Regions from separate parts of the Mus musculus genome. Here region 2 is linked to region 1. Evidence: chromatin contacts called from ENCODE Hi-C or POLR2A ChIA-PET data. All regions are on one chromosome and are shown on one strand. The core of a region is the stretch at or near the end of the contact, and the rest is flanking DNA. Distances in the headings are between cores, read along the strand shown.

What was found. A loop is a pair of places that touch in the nucleus more often than their neighbours do. ChIA-PET counts read pairs that join two places held with the same protein, here RNA polymerase II (POLR2A).
Region 2: a loop to region 1 is called in a map of CH12.LX, with 4 times the contacts of the local background. The contact joins the promoter of Josd2 here to the enhancer-like site in region 1. A Hi-C loop is called at or near these places in 7 of 37 maps with a recorded cell type or tissue (CH12.LX, T-helper 1 cell, T-helper 17 cell and 3 more). POLR2A ChIA-PET finds 5 or more read pairs at or near these places in 3 of 5 experiments (Patski and embryonic stem cell).

What each region holds. Positions count from the first base shown.
Region 1 is chr7:44,400,879-44,407,566 of GRCm38, forward strand. No RefSeq gene overlaps it. Among named protein-coding and RNA genes, the nearest start is that of Syt3, 20 kb to the left of the region's middle. Within about 2 kb of position 4,758, at least 1 of the 3 ENCODE cell types and tissues checked has a DNase peak (open chromatin) inside an H3K27ac peak, as active enhancers do; it is heart, where a contact is called at or near this core.
Region 2 is chr7:44,465,494-44,471,922 of GRCm38, forward strand. It overlaps Josd2 (Josephin domain containing 2), which reads left to right and starts at 2,487. Exons shown (of 5, transcript NM_001205071.1): 1 at 2,487-2,697; 2 at 3,314-3,476; 3 at 4,919-5,044; 4 at 5,620-5,814; 5 at 5,922-6,165. The coding sequence starts at 3,331. The coding sequence ends at 6,021. It overlaps Aspdh (aspartate dehydrogenase domain containing), which reads left to right. Exons shown (of 7, transcript NM_026690.1): 1 at 1-42; 2 at 597-741; 3 at 978-1,062; 4 at 1,171-1,320; 5 at 1,392-1,612; 6 at 1,686-1,840; 7 at 2,150-2,258. The coding sequence ends at 2,193. It overlaps Mir7052 (microRNA 7052), which reads left to right and starts at 4,854; the gene lies at 4,854-4,918.

The sequences.
Region 1 (6,688 bases), core at 3,508-6,007:
GAGGGGTGGGCCTCCAGATGTCTGACACATCTCACCACTACTGGCTCCTCAGAACACATTCACAGCTCCTCATAGATAGCATTTCCCCAAAGTCTTCTACTGTGCAAAATAGAAACCCACAAAGCTGCTACTCTTTTGGTTTGATGGATAGGACTGAGCACACAGGCAATTATCTTTCAGGATCTGAAGTCAGAAGTCAAGATGTATTCGGTGACAGTTGGAGAGAATCCAATCCGTGCTCGTCCCTTGGCAACTGATCGAGGTGGGCAAGCCTGGCCTTGCATAGCTAACATACACCACTCCAGTCTAGTTGGTTCCTCATAGGACTGCCCCTTGTCTCCCAGCTCAGTTCGTTTTGTTTGAGACAGCATTTCATGTGGCTCAGGCTGGCTTGAACACATCAGGTAGCTGAGAATGACCTTGAATTCCGAATCCTCTAGCTTCCACCTTCTAAATGCTGGGGTGGCAAGTGTGCACCACCATCCCTGGTTTTTGAGAAGTTGGAATGGAACCCAGGGCTTATTACATGCTGGGCAAGTCCTCCTGTTGAGCTCTACCCCAGCGTCTCTGCTTGTCTGTTACAAGAACATCTGCTATTGGATGTGAGGACCAGTCTAAAACCAAGATACTCTTATTCAGAGATCCCCAACTCTCCTCTCTTCCCCTTCCCCTCTTCTCTCTTCCTTTCCCTTCCCCTCCCCTCCCCTTCCTCTCCTCTCCTCCTTTTCCCCTCCTTTCTCTCCCAGGCTGACTTTGAACTCATGGCAATTCTCCTGCCTCAACATCCCAAGTGTTAACTAAGATCAGAGCCATGAGCTATCATACTTGGGCCAGCTTCTTTCTGAAGATGAGCAAGTATTCCCTCATCTGCAAACATACAACTTTTGCTCACCTAGTCATCTAGAACTTTGCTATGTTGTACTTCTGCAGTTGGAGACTGAACTCAGGGCTGTGCGAGCTGCGAATGTGTTAGCCACGCCCTCCGTATTGCACCACATCCTCAGAGACACTCAGTCATCAGTTGACAGAGGCATCTCCTCTCACCTTTCGGTTTCTGTGAATAATGTTGTCCTGAACCCATGTGCACAAGGATCTCTGTAAAACCAGAGTCTGACATGGTGGTGCACACTGCGTCCTAGCACTCCAGGAGAGGCTGAGATAAGAAGAGCAGGAATTTAAGGCCAGCCTGGGCTACATAAAAGTTGAAGCCAGCCTGGAGTACATGAGACCCTGACTCAAAACAAAACAGCCTGCACATTTTATTATATATATAAACCAAACCTTATTAAAGTTGTTTGAAAACAGACAAACTTAAGGGACTAGAGAAATGGCTCACTGTTTAAAAGCGCTTGCTGCTCTTGGAGAGGATTTGGATCTGTGTGAAGCCACTCACAACTACCTCTAACACCAGCTCCAAGGGATCTGTTCTGAATGTTGAGATCAAAGTCCCACAATTCACTCTCACTTGGGCCACATGCCCATTTGCAGAAGCTCAGGGTGATTAAAAACTCTGACTGGATAGGCCTGACACATGAGTGCCTGGTAGGGACTACACAAAGCATGTGGATTTTGGATGAAGAGGGACGGTGTGAACATCAGGAATTAATGGGGGCTGGAGAGATGGCTCAGCGGTTAAGAGCACTGACTGCTCTTCCAGAGGTCCTGGGTTCAATTCCCAGCAACCACATGGTGGCTCACAACCATCTGTAGTGGGATCTGATGCCCTCTTCTGGTGTGTCTGAAGACAACAACAGTGTACTCGTATATGAGAAAGAAGGAAAGAAGGGAGGGAGGGAGGGAGGGAGGGAGGAAGGAAGGAAGGAAGGAAGGAAGGAAGGAAGGAAGGAAGGAAGGAAGAAGGAAGGAAAAAAAGAAAGGAAGAAAATCAGGAATTAAGAGAATTAAAAGAAGGCTCAGTAAAGGCACTTGCTGCCTAGCTCGACAACCTGAGTTTGATCCCAGGCCCCCATATAGTGGAAAGAGAGAACCAACTTTACAACTTGTCCTCTGACCTCCACATGTTATGGCACATGTACACCAAATAGTGGGCACATATATATGTGTGATTTTTAAAAAGAAAATTGAAGAGTTGCAGATCATGAAAAAATAATTCTTTGCAAAACAGCAGGTAAAGACTTGTTTCCCCCTTTCCCCCATCAAAACTCTGAAACCTCCCCAGCAAAAAAGAACACAGACAACCCAGCCAGCCCCAGCGGCCCACACCCGTTGCCCTAGCAGTCAGGTGATACAGACCAGAACAGAAGGGCAAGGTCAATCTCAGCTACATAGAATCTCCAAAGTCAGCCTGGGCCAACTGAGACAGGGCACAAAAGACAACACAACAGTAAACACTTAACTCAATTTACAAAGGAAGAAAAGGTCTCGACCTTTACTAAATATGGTACACAGATAGTTTTGCTGCCAATGACAAAATTCCTGATCAAACAAGGGAAGGGAGGTTTGTGTCGGTTCATGGTTACAAAGGTTCCAGTCAATCTTGATAGGGCAAAGCGGCTCATATCCGGAAGCCGGGAGCGCAGAGTGGATGAGTGCCTGTGTACCTATGATGTGTGTGACCCTGAATCCAGACCCACAGCTCACAGTCATCCAAAGGTGTGTTTTATGAATTTCCTAGGTGCGTCTGGGTCCAATCACGTTGACAATCAAGATCACACATCCATCCCTGTGGTGGGGGAACAGCTCAGTGCACGAAGCCCGCGATGCCCAAGCCTATGAACCAGAGCTCAGACGCAGCCTGAGTGCAGTCGAGTGCACCTGCGGTCTCACACGGCCAGGGAGGGAGAAGCAAGAAGATCCCACAAGCTCTCTGGCCAGCCAGTGTAGCTGAAATGTCAGGCTTCAGATTCAGTAAGAAACCCTGTCTTAAACAAACAAACAAAAACAGACAAGCAAAAAACAAAACAAAAAACCAAGGTGGAAAGCCAGCTGTGGTGGTACATATTTTAAGATTTATTTATCATATGTAAGTACACTGTAGCTGTCTTCAGACACTCCAGAAGAGGGCGTCAGATCTCATTATGGATGGTTGTGAGCCACCATGTGGTTGCTGGGATTTGAACTCAAGACCTTTGGAAGAGCAGTCAGTGCTCTTACCCGCTGAGCCATCTCACCAGCCCGGTACATATCTTTAATTCCAGCACTCCGGTGGCAGAGGCAGACACATATCTGTGAGTTCAAGGCCAGCCAGGGCTACGTAGAAAGACCCTGTCTCAAAAACAAAACAAAGCAGGGTAGAAGGCAATTGAAGAAGACACACAATGTCAAGCTCTGTCTTTCATGTACGTGCTGTGGCATGAAAACACACACACACACAATGTTAAACATGTTAAGTGCATAGAAATATGTCCAATATTGTATATCATCAGCAAATTTCAAATTTTAAAACAATAAACGCCATGCCCAAGGCAACTCTTATAAAGGGAAGCGTTTAACTAGGGGCAAGCATTTTTGAGGGCTAGTTCATTATCATCATGGTGACATTGCACTGGAGCAATAGCCAAGAGCTTTATATCCATAAACAACAGGCAGGGGGTGGGGGAAGGCCTCAAAGGCCAAACCCAGCGACATACCTCCTCCAACAAGGCCACACCTCCTACCCTTTCCCAAAGAGTTTATCAACTGGGGACAAAGCTTGCAAATCAATGGGCCATGGGGCCATTCTCACTCCAACCATCCCAGTCCCAAATCTAACACATCAGTATCACCAAATGCTTGCAAGGATACAAAGTGCCACAGGCACTCCTTTGCTGTGGGTGGGAACGCCAAGTCACAACCTGTTTTTGAAGATACTTTGACCTTTTTCTTACAAGAACTAAGTGCACTCATAGCATCTGGAGCCTCAATCCTGCTTCTTGGCATTAACCCAGAAGAGTTAAAAACATGTTAGAGTGTTTGTAACAGCTCTATTCATTATGACCAGGGCGGAGAGGCAACAGTAACAAAAAATGTATTAGCTACTCTACACTGCTGGGACAAAACTGGGGACCAAAGCAGTTGAAGGAAGGAAGGAAGGAAGGAAGGAAGGAAGGAAGGAAGGAAGGAAGGGAGGGAGGGAGGGAGGGTCCATTGTTACGGTTTGGGAATACAGCAAACCCTGGCAGGGAAGTCTGGGTGGTGGCAGCTTGGAACAGTGAGTCACCTAGATAACCCCTCCCGGGCATGGCTAGAGTCTTATTTCCTTGGTGATTCTAGATCCTGTCAAGATCATCCAACACAACACTATGTTAATGTGGTCTCACCAGTTGAAACAAATGTCTCCTATTGCTATGAGGATATTAATAATAGCGGAAGTTGGGGGGAGGTGTTGAGAGGCGAATGAAACTCTCTGTACTGTCTGTCACTAGACTTTTTTTTTCTAAAAGCTTACAATTGGTAATTTTAAAAATTTTTATTAATAGAAAAGAAAATCATAGATAACAACTGTTAGGCAAAACAAAGATAGGTGTCTAGACCTAGCTAAGGTGTCTACTCTGAGTGGGCACATTTGGTCACATGGTTATAAAAGATAACAATAATGCCATCTTTTGCATGTTTAAGGACTTGAGAACAGGTTCCTGACTTCCTGGACACACGGGTTTCTCCTTTCCGGTTATAGTCCGCAAAGCCTCTGGGTGCTAGCCAGAAGAGAGGGCGCCAATGGCCAGCGGATCTCTGATGATGCCATCAGTCACCAAGGTTTTAAGAGCCAGGCGTTCTTTGGTGTCCTCTAACCGGAGGCGCGGGAACTTGCGTGTAAGAAAGCCAGCCCAGTCAGCTGACTCAGGCCGAATTCCGGTGTCATGGCCGACGCTCCTCGCACTCCCTTGGAGACTCTAAGTCACACTGCCCTGCTCCCTAGAGGAGAGAGGAAAAGTACTGAAAGGAAGCAGCCAAATTCTTTGACATCCAATCAGAAGCAGGCATGAAGCCAAGAGTTGCCCAATCAGATTAGCGGAAATAGCGAAGGAGTCTCCTGGAAGCAGAGTTGCCATGACAACGCGAGTTTCTAGGGTTCTCTGCTTGCGCCTAGCGCTTGGCAACGCATGGCCACCTCCCTGATGAAATGCAGCCAATAAGAGGGACCCATTTTGTGACGTCAGTAGTTGCCAAGCCGGCTTGCAGAAGCACGCGAGCCGCCCCCTCCCCTCAGAAAAACATAGGTTGTTGCGCATGCGCCCATGCTCTCATGGGCTTGTTGGAGACAAAAGGCGGGAAAATGTGTGAGATGAGGAGTGACGTGAGAGGCCAGATAGGGACAGCCAGACCAACTACCCGACTGATTGGTGGCACTCTAAGAAAAGGCTCAGGAAAGTAGGTGGCCTTTTAAAAGTCCCATTGAGGGACAGAAGTACAGAGAGACCATAAGACACAGACTGAGAGAAACAGCTATTCAGGGTCACAGACCTCCCACATGCTCAGCTCACAGGAACCCAAGGCCTAAACTACAGCCAAGGAGAAGCAGGAGGTGACAGGGAGACAATGATAGCATCCGGGAAACATCAGAGGCCAGGAGATGGTGGTTGTACTGAGAAAGGTCAGATGGGGTTGTTAGGAAGATGGAAGGGACAGAGATAGAAGGATGGGTCAGAGTCAGATGGAGGGCCCTGAGGTAGGGTCTGAGGACAGGGTCAGGACAGAGACGAGAAAGGATGGAGTCAGACATGGTATTGATAGGAACAGAGAGGATAGAGTTAAAGGAAGCAGAGAAAGGAACGTGGTGGATGTGTTAGCACCAGACCTGGGACAGCTGAGACAAAGGTTCCCAGGCCAAGATAGAGACAAAGAGCTCTAGGAATAGTGTCCAAGGGAGCACACACAGACTGACAGAACAGACTAAGACCAAGGAGACAATGATAAAGGGGAAGGAGATAAATGAGCAGATATAGAGGAGACGGTGGCAGTCACAGAGACAGGGAAGACAGGCCAGAGGTGATAACGGTGTGGAGGACAGGAATAGAGAAGGTGGCCGTGATAAAAATGGGGGCCATGGTGACAGGCAGAGAGTGAGCAGGGAAAAGACAGGGAAGACGCTGGAGAGCCAAGACAATAGCTGAGGAGTGGGGCAAGACATGGGAGAGGGCAGCAAACTTGGAGAGAGAGACAGAGAAACAGAGACAGAGAGAGGTTGAGAAAAAGGGGAGAGGAAGGAGGAGAGAAGAGAGCAAGGGTGTGGGCAGAGTCAGCAGCAGGTAGCACCTGGTCTAAGAGGTGGGCAGACATCATTGGAAAGAACATGACCCAGGTACACCAGGAAAGATGGACACAAAGAGACGAGTCACAGAGAGGAGGACAATCAGAGAAGAAATGAGACGAGGGTGACAGACAAGAGCAAAATAGTGAGCAGAGAGCAGAGACCCTGGGAGAACAAAATGTGTGTGTGTGTGTGTGTGTGTGTGTGTGTGTCCCAACAAGACCCACCTTTCAGCCTGATGGCAGACCCCTAGATGAACCAAGAATCAGGTGAACCCGAGACTCTTCTCTGAGTCACTTTGGTAAGTTGTCACCTTAATTTGCAGTTGTGATGTGAAAGTTCTCCACCCAGCTTCTAGATTTGTGACAGTATTTCTGATCCTCTGGTCTCTTCCTCCGGCCCACACAGTGATGTGAAGAAGCATGTGGGGAGGGGGAGGGGGAGGGGTGTTTTCTTGTTGATTTATTCACCAAACATTGACTATGTATAATGATATAT
Region 2 (6,429 bases), core at 1,237-3,736, 62 kb after region 1:
AAGTTCCTTACAAGGTGGGGGTGGTGGGCTATGGCCGCCTGGGTGAGTAAGACCTGGCCTGGGGTCTCTTTCTATGCCCTGTTCCTAATGTTCCAGAAACATTTGCTTCCATCTATCTTTCACCCCAGCCTGCCAGCCCAGCCTGCCTTCTGCCCACTCACTGGGCCTCCCTCTGTCTCTCTGTGTCTCTCCCTCTGAGAGAGTGTTTATCTCTGGGTATCTGCCTCTCTCTAGGTCTCTGTCCTTTCTCTGGGTCTCCAAGGTCTGTCTGTCTCTGTCTCTCCCCCCCCCCACCTTCCCCTCTTCTCTCTCCCATCTTCTGTCTGTCTTTCTTCTTGCTCTCATCTCTGTGTGTGTGTCTGGGTCTTTGTGTCTCTGTCTCTGTGTGTATGTGTCTCTGTGTATGTGGGGCATCTCTGTCTCTCCTTTCTAGGTTTCTATGTATTCTGTCTGTGTGTCTGTCTGCCTCTCCTCTCTGGGCTTCTGACTGTATTCTGTCTCTAGGTCCCTGACCCCCCCCCACCCCCAATCTCCCTGACTTAGGAGGGGAGGGTCTCTCTCCTTTCCTTGGATCCCTAGCCCTCCTGTCTCTGCAGGACAGTCCCTTGTGTCCCGCCTTCTGGCTCAGGGATCAGAACTGGGCCTAGAACTTGTTTTTGTGTGGAACCGTGACCCTGGACGGATGGCAGGGAGTGTGCCCCCTGCCCTGCAGCTCCAAGACCTCACTGCCCTTGAGGAAAGGTCAGCGCCCCACAGAAGGAGCCTCCCCAAAGCTGCTTCCTGCCTCCCTGTGTCAGACAACCCTTTGACCCTTTCTGAGTCTCAGTGCATATAAAGAGAAACTAGAATGCACCCACTATCCCACTCCCCTCCCTCAGCCAGGGTAAGCAGTGCTATCCCTCCAAACCCTGAGGACCTGGGAGACAGGAGACCTGACTCTTCTCCAAGGCCCTCCCCCTCCATGTCTCTCTTCCTAGGCACCCTGACCTTGTGGTAGAAGTGGCCCACCCCAAAATAATCCATGAATCTGGGGCACAAATCCTTCGCCATGCAAACCTCCTGGTGAGCCTCCTTGCCCCTCAGTGAGTCCCTCTCTGTGTTGGCTGCATCCCACCCTCCAGCAGTAATCTGGGTCTTGGCCTTGCCTCTCTCTACCATCCGTGTCCCAAGGTGGGATCCCCCTCAGCTCTGGCTGACCAGACCACAGAGCAGCAGCTCCTGGAGGCTTCAAAGCGCTGGGGCCACACTGTGTTTGTGGCCCGAGGGGCCCTATGGGGCAGTGAAGACATCAGCAGACTGGATGCAGCCGGAGGCCTCCAGGTGAGGACTGTCTGGGCTGCCAGACGGAACATGTAAGAGTCTCAATCTCCTGACCCTGCCATTGCTTCCAGAGCCTTCGAGTCACCATGGCCACACATCCTGATGGCTTCCGGCTGGAGGGACCCCTGGCTGCAGCCCACAGTAGTGGGCCCCGCACAGTGCTCTATGAGGGCCCTGTGCGTGGGCTCTGTCCCTTGGCCCCCCGAAACTCTAACACCATGGCAGCTGCTGCCCTGGCTGCCCCCAGTCTAGGCTTCGACCGTGTCATTGGGGTGCTTGTGGCTGACCTTAGGTAAGCACAGGGCGTAGGTGGCACAGCTGTGTACACTCCGGGTGGACTGACTGCACTTCTCTGCCGGCTGCAGCCTCACCGACATGCACGTGGTGGATGTGGAGCTGCTAGGACCCCCAGGGCCTTCAGGTCGCAGCTTTGCCGTGCACACCCACAGAGAGAACCCAGCCCAGCCTGGCGCTGTCACCGGCTCTGCTACTGTTACAGCCTTCTGGCACAGCCTACTGGGTGCGGCAGGCCCCTCCAAGGGTCCCTTGGCGTTTGTGCTCGGCAGAGCTCACATGTTGGGTGTCCCAACCCCAGTTTTCTGTCTTTTCTCATTCTTAGTTCTCACTCCCAGGCTCTATGAGCCTCTCTTTCCCCGCCCCGCTTTCTCTCAGCATCTGGGTCCCCCTCTAGGTCTCTACATCCACATGCCACATCTCTTTCTGAGTATCCTCCTTGACTTGTACCACATTACCTTTTCCAAAACCCACGTCCACCATGGCCACCTGCATGTGTCTGTGTTGTCATCCTAGTTTTTCATTCTCCCCACAGGCTGCTGTCAGCTCACCTCCAGACCTGGGATCCACCTCTGCTGAGTCTCCTCCCCTACTACCCTTACTGTCATATTGACAACTATGGGTCCCAGTAAACATCAGAGTTCAGCCCACTGTTCTCTTTGGCCTCTTTGGTTCCTTGTCCCCACCTCTATGTCGTCACGCTTCAGCTACACACTGAGTATGACGCCATAGCAGCAGCGTGCGAGCTCATACACAAACCAGCCCCCTGAAAGCTATCGCGAGATCACTCGTTACCACAACTCCCAGAAACCTCTAGGCAGCAGTGAGCCCTGGGAGAGAACGAGAACTGGCTGCTTTGTCCGATGGGAGTTGTAGTCCCACGCGGCAGAGCAGCCCCGGAGGACTTCCGGACTGCGCGTCCTATTTAGACGCCCTACGGAGGCCTTCGGGAATCGCAGTTCGGCGCGCGCAAGTCGCCGGGAGCTGTAGTCCCTTTCGCCTGCTCAGTCAGCGTGCTACCACCCGGTCGCTGCCTAGGGAATGCGAAAGCGGTCGGTCCCGGGGAGCAGAAAGGCCGGCGGGGTGAGGGCCAGGCGGGCGACAAGCAAAGGCGGGTGGGAGTGTGCCTGGTTGCCAGGTGACAGGAAAAGGTGGGGGCTCCTGTTGCTTAGTAACTGGTAGAGGGCCTCGTTGCCAGGTGAAGGGAGGCGAGAACCCTGGTTATTGAGGAGGGGAAGTCTTTCGTTGCTAGGCGACCAGAAGAGACCCTGTTACCCAGAGACGGGAAAGGAGGAGTCCTCCATTGCTAGGTGATCAGAAAACGGACCAGGATACCCAGAGGGTGGGGTTGTTCTGTTGCTTGGGAACTAAAAAGGTATTGTTTCCTAGGGACAGAAGGGGTGGTAGTCCATTGCTAGGTGATGATGATCAGGACCCTTTTGCTTGGAGACATGTAGTGGGGGTGGGTCTCTATTGCCAGGTGAGCAGATGAGAGCCTCTACTCCCCCCACTCCCAGGACTGGGCTCAAAAGGTGTCTCTGTGCTCTGGAGACAGCCTGGGAAATAGGGTCAGGGCCTCACGGCCTCCTAAGCTAGCCCCAGTGCCCATCTCAATGTCCATTGCCCAGGGACCCAGGAATCTAGAGAACCGAATGAGCAAGATCCTAGGTGCCTAACACCTCCTTGTCCCACCCCGCAGCAGGAGCTGAGGAGGGCATGTCTCAGGCTCCGGAAGCAAGGCCGAGTCCACCCTCAGTGTATCATGAGCGGCAGCGGCTAGAGCTGTGTGCTGTCCATGCTCTCAACAACGTCCTTCAAGAGCAGCTCTTTAGCCAGGAGGCTGCCGACGAAATCTGCAAGAGGTGACTGCCATTGTTCCCCGCCCTGGAAGAGCAGGGCTCAGAGAGGCACGGGAGCCTTCCTGGGACCCTAGCAGGGCCAAGGCTCCGATCCAGGAGCTGTTGCCTGCCCTCCCACCTGCTGCTTCTCACAGCCTCAGCCCCAGCTTTGGCCTCAACCTCTCTTATCTGAGCCTCTGTCACAACCTCCCAGCTGTCTGTTTTTCTTCTCCTGGTCGTCCTACACACAGCCCCACAGCTGCTTGCCCCCTCCTCTGCTTCTATCCCTCTTTGGTTCCCCAGAACTCCTAGGGACTAGCCCCGGGCCTTCAGGCTGAACTCAAGGCCTTGTGTGCTCGGGTCCTTGCCTACCTTTCTGCAGCTTCATCCTTCGATGTACTCCTAGGCCTCCAACAGGCTGTTCCCATGTTACACAAGGCATTTTTTTCCCCTTCTTGGTCCCTTTGTTTGCGCCTCACAATTTCAACCATCACTTTTGTAAGAAACTTTCTTGAATCTCTCTCCCCATTCCCACCTCTAGGCTGCAGGGTGCTTCTATGGGCACATAGACACCCCAGCCTGTAGTCCTTGCCCAGATCCACAGGCAGCCCTCATCTGTAAACTTCAGACTTACTTAGAACATACGCATCTCTCTTTCTCCAGCTCTTTCTCCAGGGACATGCTGAGCAGCTCGAGCTGAGGCAGATGTCACAAGGGGGAGAAGGCTGGGAGAGCTGCAGACATGAGTGGCTCCCTCTTGACACTGCTCGCCAAGGGTCCAGGCCTACAGAGGAGCAGGGCCACAGAGCTGGGGAGAGCTAGAGGGAAGGCTTGGGCACAGGGACATCTGGGATGGGTGGCTGCTAAGAGCTGGTGCTGAGGCTATGCAGGGCCTGCTTGCCACTGGAGGAGGTGGGCGTCTGTCCTGGGATGATAGGGCACTAGGGATGCCTCTGAGCAGGGTAGGGCAGGGTGTTCCCAAAAGAAAGGGGCACTCTGTATTCAGATATGGCGGCATGAATGTGACTATCACCCAGGGACTCTGAGCACAGTCTTGGGTCTGAAGGCTCCTCTCCCAGAAGAAATGACATCTGAAGCTGGTCTGGAGAGAGACCGTGACGAGTGGGAAGAATGGAGGGGCAGGGACTTTGTCCAGAGCACTTGGGAGTCACGGGAGAAGTGGAAGTAGGAAGGGAGCAGGGCAACTCAGGCTCCTGGAAGTTGAAGGTAGGCTAGAGGGAGAGACTAGAGGCTGGGAAGGGTTTCTGAGTGGGAAAAGATAAAGCCTTAGCCAGTCTAAGAGTACAGGGCTCAGGGGTGGAGGGAGAACAGGACGTGAGGATGATAAACTGTGTGGGGGTTGAAGAGAGACGCGTCAAAGGCCAGGCTCTGGGCCTCTCCTATCATGTGGGAAGGTGGAGGCCTTTCCAGGATTTCAAACCTTGGCTCTGCCCCCTCCTTCCCAGGCTAGCCCCAGATTCCCGGCTGAACCCCCATCGCAGTCTCTTGGGCACCGGCAACTATGATGTCAACGTGATCATGGCTGCCCTGCAGGGCCTGGGCCTGGCCGCTGTGTGGTGGGACAGGAGGAGGTAGGGCCTAGGCTGTGGGCTGCACTGCCTCTGGGCGTGTGGGATGACACAGAGGGTGGCTTGAAGGGAGCCAGGGAGGCTATGGCAGATGGGGTCTGACTGAACGATGGGCTGAACTTATAAACTTGGTACCAGTCCAAAGGGTAGCCAAATGAGTAACTTACGATTAAGGTGGGAAAGACAGAAGTTAGTCAAGAGTAGTGGAGCCATCTTGTTGGCCCAAGGCAGGACTAAGCGGGAAGCCAGCCTGGACTGCATATGGAGAGCCTGGGTCAAAAGGGCAAACAACAAAAAGTTGAGGTTCTGGGGTTCCATTGGCAGAAGGCTTCCCCGTCACATATGAGGCCAGGATTCCATCCCCAGCACTCCATCAACTGCTGTAGTGGTGCACATCTGGGATACCCGAGACCCTGCCTAAACAAACCAAAGCTGGAGTTGACAGATAAGAGGGTAATGGGTCAGTGAGTGAATAGACGCTCATTCTGGAGAAGGAAGCAGGATCCAAGTGCCTCTGTGGCCCGCAACCCAGACCTCAGTGACTCTGGGGCCTCATGCTATATCCCTCCCCTCCCCAGACCCCTGTCCCAGCTGGCCCTGCCCCAGGTACTAGGCCTGATCTTGAACCTACCCTCTCCTGTGTCGCTGGGGCTGCTGTCCCTGCCACTGCGCCGCCGACACTGGGTGGCCCTGCGACAGGTAGATGGCATCTACTATAATCTGGACTCAAAGCTCCGGGCCCCTGAAGCCCTGGGGGACGAGGATGGAGTCAGGTGAGTGGTAAAGAGAGTGACAGGCTGGGGCCAACACTGGAACTGCCCTGCAAGGAGATGGACCCGCCTGGACTGCTGAGACCTCAGTCTTCCACTCTCCCCCTCAGGACCTTCCTGGCAGCTGCCTTGGCCCAAGGCCTGTGCGAGGTGCTATTGGTGGTGACCAAGGAGGTGGAGGAGGCCGGCTGCTGGCTGAACACAAGCTGATCTGCTGCCTGCTCCCACAGTCCTAAGTGTCCAGTGCCTGGAAGGGCCTGCAGCTCCAGGCCTCAGGAGGCCTGCACCCTGCCCTAGGGTCCCCACTCCCCCAACCACTGCTGCCTCAATAAATCTGCTCTTTTGTTATTTGTGCCTGGGCTCAGCTCCTGGGGATTGCTCTCGGTCACAGGCCAGTACCCATAGGGAGACAGAAAACAAAAACCAACATGTCGCCTCCCAAAATCAGAATAATATAAGCAGAAGCAAGGATCACTCCACTTTAAGGTTTAGACCATCAGTGAGAAGGACAGTAGTCCCCAAAGATGACCATGGGTCCAGCAGCCTGTGACCATACCCCTTGACTTCCCAGGCGCAGGGGGAACTAGGCAGCAGACAGGACTGGCTATAATTGGCCCC